Linked DNA regions of Homo sapiens: region 2 is linked to region 1. Evidence: chromatin contacts called from ENCODE Hi-C or POLR2A ChIA-PET data. All regions are on one chromosome and are shown on one strand. Each heading gives the region's core, a stretch centred on a gene start or an enhancer-like site at or near the end of the contact. The rest is flanking DNA. Distances are from core to core; before and after follow the strand shown. Region 1 has its middle 5.7 kb from the start of TRS-TGA1-1. Region 2 holds the start of PPA1 (inorganic pyrophosphatase 1).

Region 1 (5,928 bases), core at 1,135-3,634:
TCACTTCCTCATCTATAAACTAGCTGTGGTCTGTTTTGGATGTTAAATGAATGAACACTCATCACAGTGCCTGACCTGTGGTTAGAACTTAGAAAATGGCAGTGACTGCTGACAATGCCATGAGGTAGAAGTAATTATTATTACCACTTAGTGGATAAGGAAATTAAGGCTCAGAGAGGTTATGCAAACTGCCCAAAGTTACATAGCAAGAAAGGGAAGGAGCCTATATTTGATGCTTGGTTGCTCTGACTTCAAAGTCTCTGTTTTTCCTATTCCTTCAAATTCTTCCTATTCCTTCAAATTACTTCACAAATAAACTTGCAAACCTGGTTTCAGGTTACATCTTAACATGCTCAAGGGCTGAAAAGCTTTGTTTACAACAGCAGATACAGTACTAACTACAGAGAAAGGAGAAACTAGGTAAGCATTTCCAGGACCTGCACCCCATCTGCTGTCAAGTGGAGCAGACAATCCCAGTGTACATGAGAGGATTCTGGAAGGATTTGGGCCATTCTGATGTACTGAGATAAAATGATCTTAAAAAACATTCATGTCCTTTCTTGGTATCTTTGTGTTAATGGAAATAATGAGATTTCTTGGATGTGTATAAACCAGGAAGAACTAGTGAAACGTCAACCAGCCTCTTGACAGTGTCCCACTTAATGATATCTTCACAGTGATAACCTGGGAAGAACTTTTTTTATTATAGTGAGGAGAGTCCTCTAGAGCAGAAATAAACTATAGCCACAGGCCAAATCCAGCCCACTGTTTTTGTAAATAAAGTTTTATTGGAACACAGTCACACTCATTTGTTTACAGATTATCTATGGCTGCTTTTGTGATACACAGGCAGAGTTGAGTAGTTGCAACAGAAACCATATGGCCTGCAACACCTAAAATATTTACTGGCTGACCTGTAGAAAAAGTTGCTAACTAATCCCTGCACTAGAGGTGGGTACCAAAATTAAGTGCAGCATTTCTGTGCTCCAACATCCTAAGCACAGGTTATTTCAAAACACTAGCATTCTGTCTCCAATGATGGAGACAGATGTCTTTACATCTGGAAGACAAGTAGCTTTCAGAGGGATACTGTGTATATTCATCTCTTGGAATGACTTGTGGTGTCAGATAAAATGTGTCTAAAGTTCGTGTGCTGAACAATTTTTTTTTTTTGAGACTGAGTCTTGCTCTGTTGCCCAGGCTGGAGTGCAGTGGCACAATCTTGGCTCACTACAACCTCCACTGCCCAGGTTTAAGAGATTCTCTGGCTTCAGCTTCCGAGTAGCTGGGATTATAGGCATGCGACACCATGTCCAGATAGTTTTTGTGTTTTTAGTAGAGACGGGGTTTCACCGTGTTGGCCAGGCTGGTCTCAAACTCCTGACCTCAAGTGATCTGCCTGCCTTGGCCTCCCAAACTGCTGGGATTACAGGTGGAACCCACTGCGCCTGGCCTGAACAAATGTTTTGATAATTGTGTCTCAAATGAATATGTTTGGGAGGGAAATATATTCCCCAAGAGTCTTTGTAGACCTATGTTATGTAGGAGGTTTTATTAGAATAAAAATTAAAAGAACAAAGGGGGCTCTGAGATCCCTGGGGTGGGGACCAGGAGATTTATGAGTCCAGCAGACAGGAGCTGTGCCCCACCTCAGCCCCTGAGTGAGAAGCTTGTCAGCTCTAGCCTCTTCTCCACCCCGACCTCAAGCAGCAGAAAGCATCACAAGCATAAAGCCCACAGGCCACGTCCTCTGTCACTGGATTCTTCTAAATAGTCTGAGATATGAATGGAGAACTGGCCTTGCTCATGCATGCCTCCCTTGGCAGCCCAGCACCAGACAAAGCAGCTGAGGTAAGACTAAGTCCATCACAACCACTCTCTGGGCTGTGAGAGCCTGTCTCAGGACCCAGGATCCGAGGCAAGGGAAGGGAATGGATATTTTAAGAGCATGTGTGTGAGATGGTGGGAAGGAAACAGAAATAATTCATTTCCTGGGGCTTCTAGTCTATGAGCCTGGGTGAGCTTGACTGACCAACTTCATGCAGATTGGGAAAGAAACTAGTCATTGGAACAAGAGCTGAAAGCTCTATGTTTTCTTCATCAGTGCTTCAGATAGAACAGGATATCTGTTTTACCTGAAAATTCCAGTGTCAGAGCCTCTGTCTCTCTCACCCCTGCAGGAGCTAAGACTTAGGTATTATTACTAGTTGTTTGCACTCTAGTATGTAGAAAGAGCCTGAGACCAGATGTTTTTGGGGACATGGGCATATTGGGAAACAAGACTCCAGAAATGGGCATTCCCTCCAGAGGGGACTTGAAATGCAAGCTTTACACAGGTTGTAGGCCAGCCCTATCTCTCACTTCCTTTTTCTACTGCCTCACTACACAACAATGCCTCCATTAATGAAACCTCTGAGGATGAAACTCCTTTACAATGAACATGTTGAGTTAAAACAGAACAACAGCTTCATAAATCATGCTAAACAGTGGTGCAATATATCAAATGGTTGAGCTGCAATATTCCTGCAGATCTATGCACTCAGGGCACAAATCTCTTCAGGCACAGTTTTGATTCATCCCCAAAGCTGCAGGAAAACAGTTTACCCTCTGCTTCCCACCCCTTCAGGTGTTCTGAGACCTCTTGCTTTCTGATCCTCACAATCACAAAATTCACTCAACAATATTACTTATTGAAGGCCCATTAAATAGCAGATAAGGGGATTTTGTGGTTTTACACACACGTGTACACACACACAGAGACATTAAGCAAATATTTCACACTAAAATATCACAAAGCATGATGTGTTGTGAAGAAAAAGAGTAAAATGGTATGAAATTACATAAGAAGGAGGACTGATCAGTTTGATGGGGAGGGAGACATTGGAACATGTACAGAATTCCTAAGGTGGGAAAGAGTTTGGTCTTTTCAAGGAACTAAAAGAAAAGAAAGTACATTTGGCTAGAGAATGACAGGGAGAGGCCCGGTAATTATGCCATGCAGGATCATGGAGAGCTATGGGGTCATGCTAGTGATTCTAGTCTTTATTGTAAAAGCACATGGAAATCCCCAGAAGAGTTCTCAGGAGGAAGGTTATAAGACCAAATGTGCATTTTAAAAGAAAAATTTATTTTATGGAGAACAGATTGGAGGGGAGGAAGAGTGGATTGGAGGAGATAATTAAGAGGCCGAGAAGTAGTTGAGATGAGAGGTAGTGTTGATTTGGACTGGGTGGTGGTAGTAAATATGGAACAAAGTTGATTCTCAGCATATTTAGGGGCAAACTCAATGGCACTTGGGTTGAATAGGAAATGGGTTAAGGAATAGGGAAATATCAGGATCATTCCAAGTGGGTGTATCCTGCTCCATGGCTGGAAATGCCACAAACTGGAATGGATTTGGGACCTGGATTTAGAAGGGAAGGATAATTGTAAATTTAGCATTTCTACAGATTAACTGATTACAATTTGCAAAAAATTCACTTCAGTCTATTTATGTTTAAAACCTTTGAACACTGATCAGAAAGTTGCAGGACCTAATTTCTACTAAAGGAAGTAGGTAGAAAAACATTTGGGAGAAGGGGACCTTGATATTATAACTTCCTCTGCCTTCGAAGAGGGGTCTGATTGCCAGGCATGTTGAGGCACAGGGACAAGGCTGAATTGCTGTGTAACATAAAAGAATGAAAAAGCTGGGGTCTTGAGAGAAAATCCTCAAGACAGTGCATCATGTGAGGTTGGGTCAGAAAAAGCTGGCTCGAGGGGATGCACAGGAGGGTTGGTAGTGGATAAGAGAACTCTGGAGAAGAGAAATGTGGAAAGAGGAGTTGAAATGGTTTCCTCTGAGAAGAGGAGTGCACTGCAGAACCTCTTCCACATCCACCCCCACCCCTTCCATGGATTTTTCTTTGCTCATCATGGAGAGAGCTAAACCTCGAGTTGCATGGAGGCCAGTTGGAAAGTGAACATTCTCAAGGAGACAAAGGTGGGGGTGACCCATGGAGGCAGAGGTCTGTATGTACTTGCCTCCTGGTTCTGTCTGCCCTTTCAGTGCTAGAAGACAAAGAATGGGAAGAAAAGGTAAGGAAAAATATGGAAAGGGAAGGAAGGGTACATAGGCTGTTGTCCTCTGCCCTCTTTTATATTAAAACTATTCTAGGTGGGGGATACTCAATATTACAATAAATTATACTAAGGCAAAGATTAGTGACCTTCAAAAGGAGAACAGCATGTTAAGCCCCTCCTTTCTCTCCCACTTTTTTTGGGCATTCTAGGGGTGAAGTTTGGACATGTGCTGACGTCCATACTTCAGCATTTCTTCTTTGATGAAGAAATGAATATTCATTCATTTCTTCATCAAAAATTTGAGTCCCTTTTCTGTGGTATGTAGGGGCACAAAAATGAGAGATATGATCCCTTTACACATCCTCAGGGAGTTTACCATTTAGTGGTAAGAAAGACAAACAGGCAGAAATAGTGCAATGTGAGCCTTGCTATAATAGGAAATGGGAGAATTAAAGGGGTTTCTGGAGGCTAAGCACTGTAGCTCAGGACTGTAATCCCAGCACTTTGGGAGGCTGAGATGGGAGGATCCCTTGAGCCAGGAATTTGAGACCAGCCTGGGCAACATAGTGAGACCCTGTCTCTACAAAAAAATAATAAAAAAAATTTAGCTAGGCATGGTGGTGTGCACCTGCAGTCCAAACTACTCAGGAGGATGAGGTGGGAGGACCAATTAAGTCCGAGGCTGAGGCTGCAGTGAGCTGTGATTGCCACTGCACTCCAGTCTGGGTGACCAGAGCAAGGCCCTGTCTCAGAAAAAAAAAAAAAAAGAAAGAAAAAGAAAAAGAAAAAAATATAAAAAATAGGGTGGCTTTATTTATTTATTTATTTATTTGGAGATGGAGTCTTGCTCTGTCCCCCAGGCTGCAGTGCAATGCTGGGCTCACTGCAACCTCCACCTCCTGGGTTCAAGCGATTTTCCTACCTCAGCCTCCCGAGTAGCTGGGACTACAGGTGTGCACCACTACGCTCAGCTAATTTTTGTATTTTTAGTAGAGACAGGGTTTTGCCATGTTTGCCAGGCTTGTCTTGAACTCCTGACCTCAGCTGATCCGCCCACCTCCGCCTCCCAAAGTGCTCGGATTACAGGTGTGAGCCACCGCATCCTGCCTAAGGGGTGGCTTCTGAATCAGCCTGGGAGATTTTGCAGGAATGCTTTCCCTAAGAAGTGAGACTTGAAAGAATATGAGTTTTCTTAGCAGAAAATGATGGGGTGAGAGGGGGTTATACTATAACTTTTGGAAGCCAAAAAAAATTTTTTTTTGAATGGGGCTGATTTAAGCAGAAACTCATAGGAACTTACTGGAAGGATACTGAATAGTTTGTAGAATTGCCAAGAAGGCTGCAAAATCACTTTTGGAAAGTAGAACAGGAGTAAGTTAGGGTAGGCAGAGTCCAAGATCACAGCAGAATGACGCCACAAAATTAGTCTCGTGCAGACCCTACTGTTCCGTTGCTGAACAGCTGTAAACTCCAGTTGCAGCTCTGGCCCTGGCAATCCCTGTGAGTGCCATTGTTGCCTCTGCCCACTGCAAGGGTGGATTTCTATCCTACCTGCTTTTTGTATTATTAATAATAGCTCTTGATTGAAAGTTGGAGATGGGCACATCTGATTGGCCGAGTCTAGGTCACATGCTGCCTCCTCAGCTGCAAGGGAGGCTGAGACAGCAAGTATGTGACTTTTTCAGCTTCTATGCTGGGAGTGGGGTTGGGAGTGGATTACAGCCTCACACCTAGGTTCAAAAGGAAAGCAAGTGCCCTAAATAAGAAGGGATTTCAAATGCTAGGTAGCCCTCTTCCTCTAGTGAGGGGACAAGGGTGAAGATATTCCAGGTAGTTGCATGTGAACAGTTAAAAAGGCCCAAAGGT
Region 2 (5,928 bases), core at 1,165-3,664, 2.5 Mb before region 1:
GTACAAGAATCACTTGAACCTGGGAGGTGGAGGTTGCAGTGAGCCGAAATCACACCACTGTACTCCAGCCTGGGTGACAGAGTGAGACTCTGTCTCAAAAAAGAAAAAAAAAAAAAAGAAGAGAATGTAGTCGCAAGCCAAAGAAGGAAATTAGAGACACCCAACAGGGTCACCCACAGCAAAGGGGACAGGATATGGACTGAAAAGTGCCACTAGATTTGGTCACTGAGTGAGAAAGATAATATTTGAGAAGAGATGGACTCCTTCTTTGTCAAACTAATGTACTTAAGAAGGTATTTTCCACCTTTACATTAATTCCTCTACCTATCCGTCCAGCAAAGATTCACTAAACATCTACTCTAGGCTGTGTACTGTGCTAGGCCCTAGGGAGACATGGTAGACCAAGGTCCTTTTGGGCCTATGGGCTCACTACACTTGCCTGCAAAGGAAAGTTACAATTCACCAGGGCTGGGTGTTTTACCAGACCTGATAATGACTGGCTCTCTGAATACATTCGATGAAACAAGAGCCAGTGTGCAAGTCTGGAGGTCAGTGAGACTTTATTATCTTGCTCTGAGCTGGCAGGAGGCAAAGGGAAAGTGTATGTAGAACATTATTATTGCATCACTGCTGTCTTCTTAAGTCAGTCACAGATGAGAGTCTGGGTTTTTCCAAGAAAATTGGTTCCATCTGCTCAAAGGCAGAAAAGTGATAGAGCAGTTCAATCAAAAGAGCATCCCCTTAAAATATTCTTTGAACTTGATCCTACTTTTTTTTCTGAAACAGAGTCTCGCTCTGTCACCCAGGCTGGAATGCACTGGCGTGATCTCAACTCACCGCAACCTCCGCCTCTCGGGATCAAGTGTTCTCCTGCCTCAGTCTCCCGAGTAGCTGGGATTACAGGCGCGTGCAACCACGCCCAGCTAATTTTTGTATTTTTACTAGGGACAGGGTTTCACTGTGTTGGCCAGGCTGGTTTCCAACTCCTGACGTCGGGTAATCCGCCCACCTCGGCCTCCCAAAGTGCTGGGATTGAAGGCGTAAGTCACCGCGCCTGGCCTTGACCCTAATTATTGACTAAACTATTGCTTCGCTAATTTTTTTTCCTGCCCTTCTGTTTTAACAGCAGTAAAACAGTGTGGTGAAATGTTCAAAAAATCAGTGAATCACAGCCTTCTGAAAATTAATGGGTGTCAGTGAGGTTTGGGAGTTGGATGGAGACAAAGGGAGCGACACCATAACTAACTGGAGATCTTACTAGGTTTTCATTTAATATTCATTTTTTACAATAGACATTGTTTGGAAAAAAGGGTTTAATTCAAAATGTCATTAAGGCACATTATCTTTAATGTTCTAGAAAAAGTTATTTAAAGAAATCCTGGCCATGAAATTAAAATAAATAAATAAATAAAACCAGGCATTCTTTGAAATGTGAATAATAATTTGCTAATTTATATTTAGGATTGTGGATATACTTTTTTTCTTTTACATGTATTCCTGGGGAGGTAAGTGATGCAAATATTTTCCCACTGCCTCAATCAGACTTTAGTTTTTGGGGTCTGGCCTGATATGATGGAATATAAACAGGAAATCAAGATCAGAAGAGCCTGTCCCTGAGAACACTCCTTCACGGGACTCTAGCTCACGCCTGGACCTTCCCAGTGCTTCCATCTGAAGCCCCTGGAGACCCAGGTGGGTTAAGTAGGGTGGCAGGGGGGATGGAGGGGGCGGGGGGCGCGGGGGCGTAAATCCTCCCCCACTGGGGAGGGTGACAGTAACAACTTCCAGATTGTTTACAAAGATACAGGCTCTGCTTCAGGCATTTGACGTGTATTAACTCGGGTAATCATCCCAGTAACTCATGAAATAGTTATATTATTATCTTCACTTCCCAGATAAGCAACGGAGTGAGAGAGATTATAGAAAGTGGAGAAGCGAGTACCTTACTAGTAGCCACTAGGGGTGTCAGTAATATGGCTCAACTTTGTTACGACGGATCAGAAAAATGCTCACCTTTAAGACCGCAAGCAGAGCCTGTCTGGGGAAGCAGGTGACTTATCAACGCCTTTTGAGATAAGGAATAGGACTGCGGGGAGGAGTGTGTGAGAATCAAAGGTGAGTTCCCTGTGTGCGTGGTCGGCGGTCAACTCCTAGCTAGTCCAAGCTTAGAGCCTGCGCATTTGCCCTCCCGGGTCAGAGCCCAAAGCCGAAGGAACAGAACCAGCGCCGGCGGCAGCCACGTGGCCCAGCCTCTGAGCCCTAGCTGCCATCGCGGAGGCTGGGCCCGAGGGGCGGGGCTGGGGAGTGCGGACACCCGGGCCTGGCGGAGTGCGCCTGCGCACGGGGTTGGCCCGGCGGGGGTGGGAACACTAGCAGAGCCGCGTTAAAGGCGCTCCCCGCCCCGCCCGCCGGTCCAGTGCTCGCAGTGCGCAGGCGTGGGGCTCTCTCCTTGTCAGTCGGCGCCGCGTGCGGGCTGGTGGCTCTGTGGCAGCGGCGGCGGCAGGACTCCGGCACTATGAGCGGCTTCAGCACCGAGGAGCGCGCCGCGCCCTTCTCCCTGGAGTACCGAGTCTTCCTCAGTGAGTGTCTGCGGCCCGTGGCCCCTCCGCGCCCGTCCGCCCATTCATTCCCGGGCCTTGCCTCCCCGGGAGGGTGCGGCCCGCGCTCGGCCCCAGGTCTCCGACGCGGGCCCGTCTCCTCGGGCGCGTTGTGGGGCCTGGCCGGCCTCACATTGCATACTTGCCGCCGCCGGTCGGGGCGGCGAGGGTCGCCTCCGGCCATCCCTCCCCGCTGAACGGAGATGGTCCCTTTGTCACGCCTCGGGGTACCCGAACCTGGGCCCAGCTAGTTTTGCAGGTGTCTGGCTCTGACAGGGTCTGTTGGGAAAAGGAAATCACCGACCCACCCTAGAAAGGTGCTTGGAAGTAACATAATTCCCGTAAGAGGATTGCTCAGTTTGGAGAAAAGGCGACTCCGGGCCGGGGGGGGCAGTGACTTCCTAAAGACCTTAATTCCGCCGCCGTAGCTCAGATTATCGGCGCTGAGCGGAGCCAAGTCCACCCCCTCGTTTTACAGACGGGAAAACTGAGGCCCGGATCGGGAGCCGTCTGTGAAGGCGCTGGACCGGTCCTCCGCGGCCCGGTCGTGCTCCTGCCTCTGCGCCGCCTGTTTTCCCTCAGCGCCGATGCTGGGAATGCTCCTTATGAAACAGAAAGCTGTTTCCCTCAAATCAAACAGATGACGTCAGTCTGGAAACAAGACTGAGAAAGTGCCAAGTTTTTACCTTTGCAGGATTCGGCGTCTAGGGGGTACCTACCCCGGGTCCTGCACCTAGGGCTGCACGGGGAAACCGGGAGGCTGCATGCTGGCGCCCTCCACGCTCCTTAGGGCACCACGTTTTTTTGGCCTTGTAGGTGGAGGAAAGCTACTTGGGGTTTTTCTTTATCCTCTTACTCCCCCCACCCCCAGCTACTAGGAGTAGATTATGGGCGATAACGGAGGCGTTCGTAAATGTGTCACCACAGGCGCTTCTATTGTAACCTCTTTACAGTTTTATTTGGAAGGAAATGGGCAGGTGCCTCGAACTCTGAGTTGGTGTATGAAGGAAGGGGAAGCGGGGAGTAGAGGAGACGAATGAATAGGCATTGAAGGAACAAAAAGTAGCCTGGTGCGGGAGGAAAAGGAAAGCGAACTGTAAAGCTTACACATCTAGCCAAAGGTTAACTATCAGGTAAAATCCAGGAAGGGTGAGAACTACCCCCCACTCTCCATTTTATTTAATTTTGCAATTAAGCAGCAAGGACAGTCCAGTAACTTTTGACTAATAATTCATGGGACTGTTTTTCTGGAAATAGTGTTGGCTCCAGAATTTCTCTGTAGGAAAGGCTTACAGAGGTGACTGTCTGGTTTGAAGGTGAGGGGTGGATCTTCAAGCTATATATGCAGAACAAACACACTGCTTTTACTTAGGTTATTTATTTGCAATTAATATTTGGTGGCCGTTATGGGAGACCAAAGCTACTCCTAGAATTTGGCACTAGCTGAAGTAACTGTTTTTATCAAGTGGAACTCTCTGGAACTTAAGAAATACTAATAATTAGAACCCACTACATAGTTATCCAATTTTAAGTGCTTTATCCTTCCTTAATAGAAATAAACTTTTTTAAGCTTTATAATATTACATTTGTCAATTTCTTTAAAACTGATAAAGGGCTGGACAGACTGCAAAGTCACAATTGGCCCTAAAGGGACTTTTATGTTTTATTGTTTGTTTTTTGAAACAAAGTCTCGCTCTGTTGCCCAGGCTGGAGTGCAGTGGCATGATCTTGGCTCATTGCAACTTCAGCCTCCCGGGTTCAAGTGATTCTCCTGCCTCAGCCTCCCAAGTAGCTGGGATTACAGGCACTTGCCACCATGCCTGACTAATTTTTGTATTTTTAGTAGAGACGGGGTTTCACCATGTTGGCCAGGCTGGTCTTGAACTCCTTACCTCCAGTGATCCACCTGCTTTGGCCTTCCAAAGTGCTGGGATTACAGGCGTGAGCCACCGTGCCTGGCCTCCACTTTGATTTTTAAACTTGAAGGGATGCGATGTGGACAGTAGGTTTCCTAAAGAATACTGAAGAAGTTTTAAAATTACTTTTTGGCTATAGTTAGGCCTCTAGAATATATTAGTAATATATATCTAGAATATAATAGAAATTATTTGTGAAGATGTTTGTTGCAACTTGATTATCCTTAAAGAAAGTCATAATCTAAGATGGCTGGCTGTCTCTGGGAACACCACTTTTAGCAACATTGTTTAGTAAAGTGGTCCCCTCCCTTCCTCCCAAGTACTTCATAATGGTTCTGTAAACTTAACTGATGTAAGATCAGTCCAAAACAATTTAATCGCCTTTTGTGTCCTCAGTAGTCTCTGCTCTCACTATAGAGATTAGTACTTATTAGATGCCTACAGAGTGCATAGGATGTAAACCCAGCCTAGCCTGGGAGTACAGTCAGGAGAAGTGAAGTATACAAACAGTTTTTCTAGTGTAAGAATAATATCTTGGTTTAAAAATGTGTACTGGTCGGGTGCAGGGTGCGGTGGCTCACCCCTGTAATTCCAGCCCTTTGGGAGGCTGAGGTGGGCAGACTGCTTTGAGCTCAGGAGTTGGAGACCAGCCTGGGGAACATGGCAACACCACCTCCCTACAAAAGACACAAAAATTAGCCAGACGTAGTGGCTCATGCCTGTAGTTCCAGCGGCTCAGGAGGCTGAGGCTGGAGGATCACTTGAGCCTTCAAGAGGGAAACAGAAGTGGCAGTGAGCCAAGATCACACCATTGCACACCATCCTGGGTGACAGAGTAAGGGACCTTATCTCAGAAAAAAAAAATGTGTACTGTGGGCATTTAGCAATACAATTAATTATAGTAATAACTTTTTCTAATTTATTTTGCAGAAAATGAGAAAGGACAATATATATCTCCATTTCATGATATTCCAATTTATGCAGATAAGGTAAGGCATCCTTGTTTTTGGACACAGTCTCTTTACTCAGATCAGCTAGTTCTACATATGAATTTTCTTATATGTCTCTCAACAAGTGCTTAAAATGCCTCGTTGTGCTGTGAGCTAAAGGTCTGTTGATTAGGCTGGGCGTGGTGGCTCACGCCTGTAATCCCAGCACTTTGGGAGGCTGAGGCGGGTGGAGGGCTTGAGTCCAGAAGTTCAAGAACAGCCTGGGCAACATGGTGAAACCCTGTCTCTACAAAAAATACAAAAATTAGCCGGGCATGGTGGCATGTGTCTGTAGTCTCAGCTACTTGGAAGGCTGAGGTGAGAGGATCGCTTGTGCCTGGGAGGCAGAGGTTGCAGTGAGCCGAGATGGCACTACTGTACTCCAGCTGGGTGACAGAGTGAGACCCTGTCTCAAAAAAAAAGGTC

Evidence for each region. Hi-C counts contacts between places; a loop is a spot of excess contacts on that map. ChIA-PET counts read pairs that join two places held with the same protein, here RNA polymerase II (POLR2A). Pooled maps may share reads with other maps.
Region 2: a loop to region 1 is called in a map of naive thymus-derived CD4-positive, alpha-beta T cell, with 14 times the contacts of the local background. The contact joins the promoter of PPA1 here to the enhancer-like site in region 1. A Hi-C loop is called at or near these places in 2 of 168 maps with a recorded cell type or tissue (both naive thymus-derived CD4-positive, alpha-beta T cell) and 5 of 50 pooled maps. POLR2A ChIA-PET finds 5 or more read pairs at or near these places in 1 of 52 experiments (CD8-positive, alpha-beta memory T cell).

The regions. Positions count from the first base shown.
Region 1 is chr10:67,767,212-67,773,139 of GRCh38, reverse strand. No RefSeq gene overlaps it. Among named protein-coding and RNA genes, the nearest start is that of TRS-TGA1-1, 5.7 kb to the right of the region's middle. RefSeq lists enhancers at 1,708-1,867, 2,048-2,237. Within about 2 kb of position 2,384, at least 3 of the 41 ENCODE cell types and tissues checked have a DNase peak (open chromatin) inside an H3K27ac peak, as active enhancers do.
Region 2 is chr10:70,229,915-70,235,842 of GRCh38, reverse strand. It overlaps PPA1 (inorganic pyrophosphatase 1), which reads left to right and starts at 2,414. Exons shown (of 11, transcript NM_021129.4): 1 at 2,414-2,579; 2 at 5,444-5,502. The coding sequence starts at 2,516. RefSeq lists a silencer at 2,203-2,772.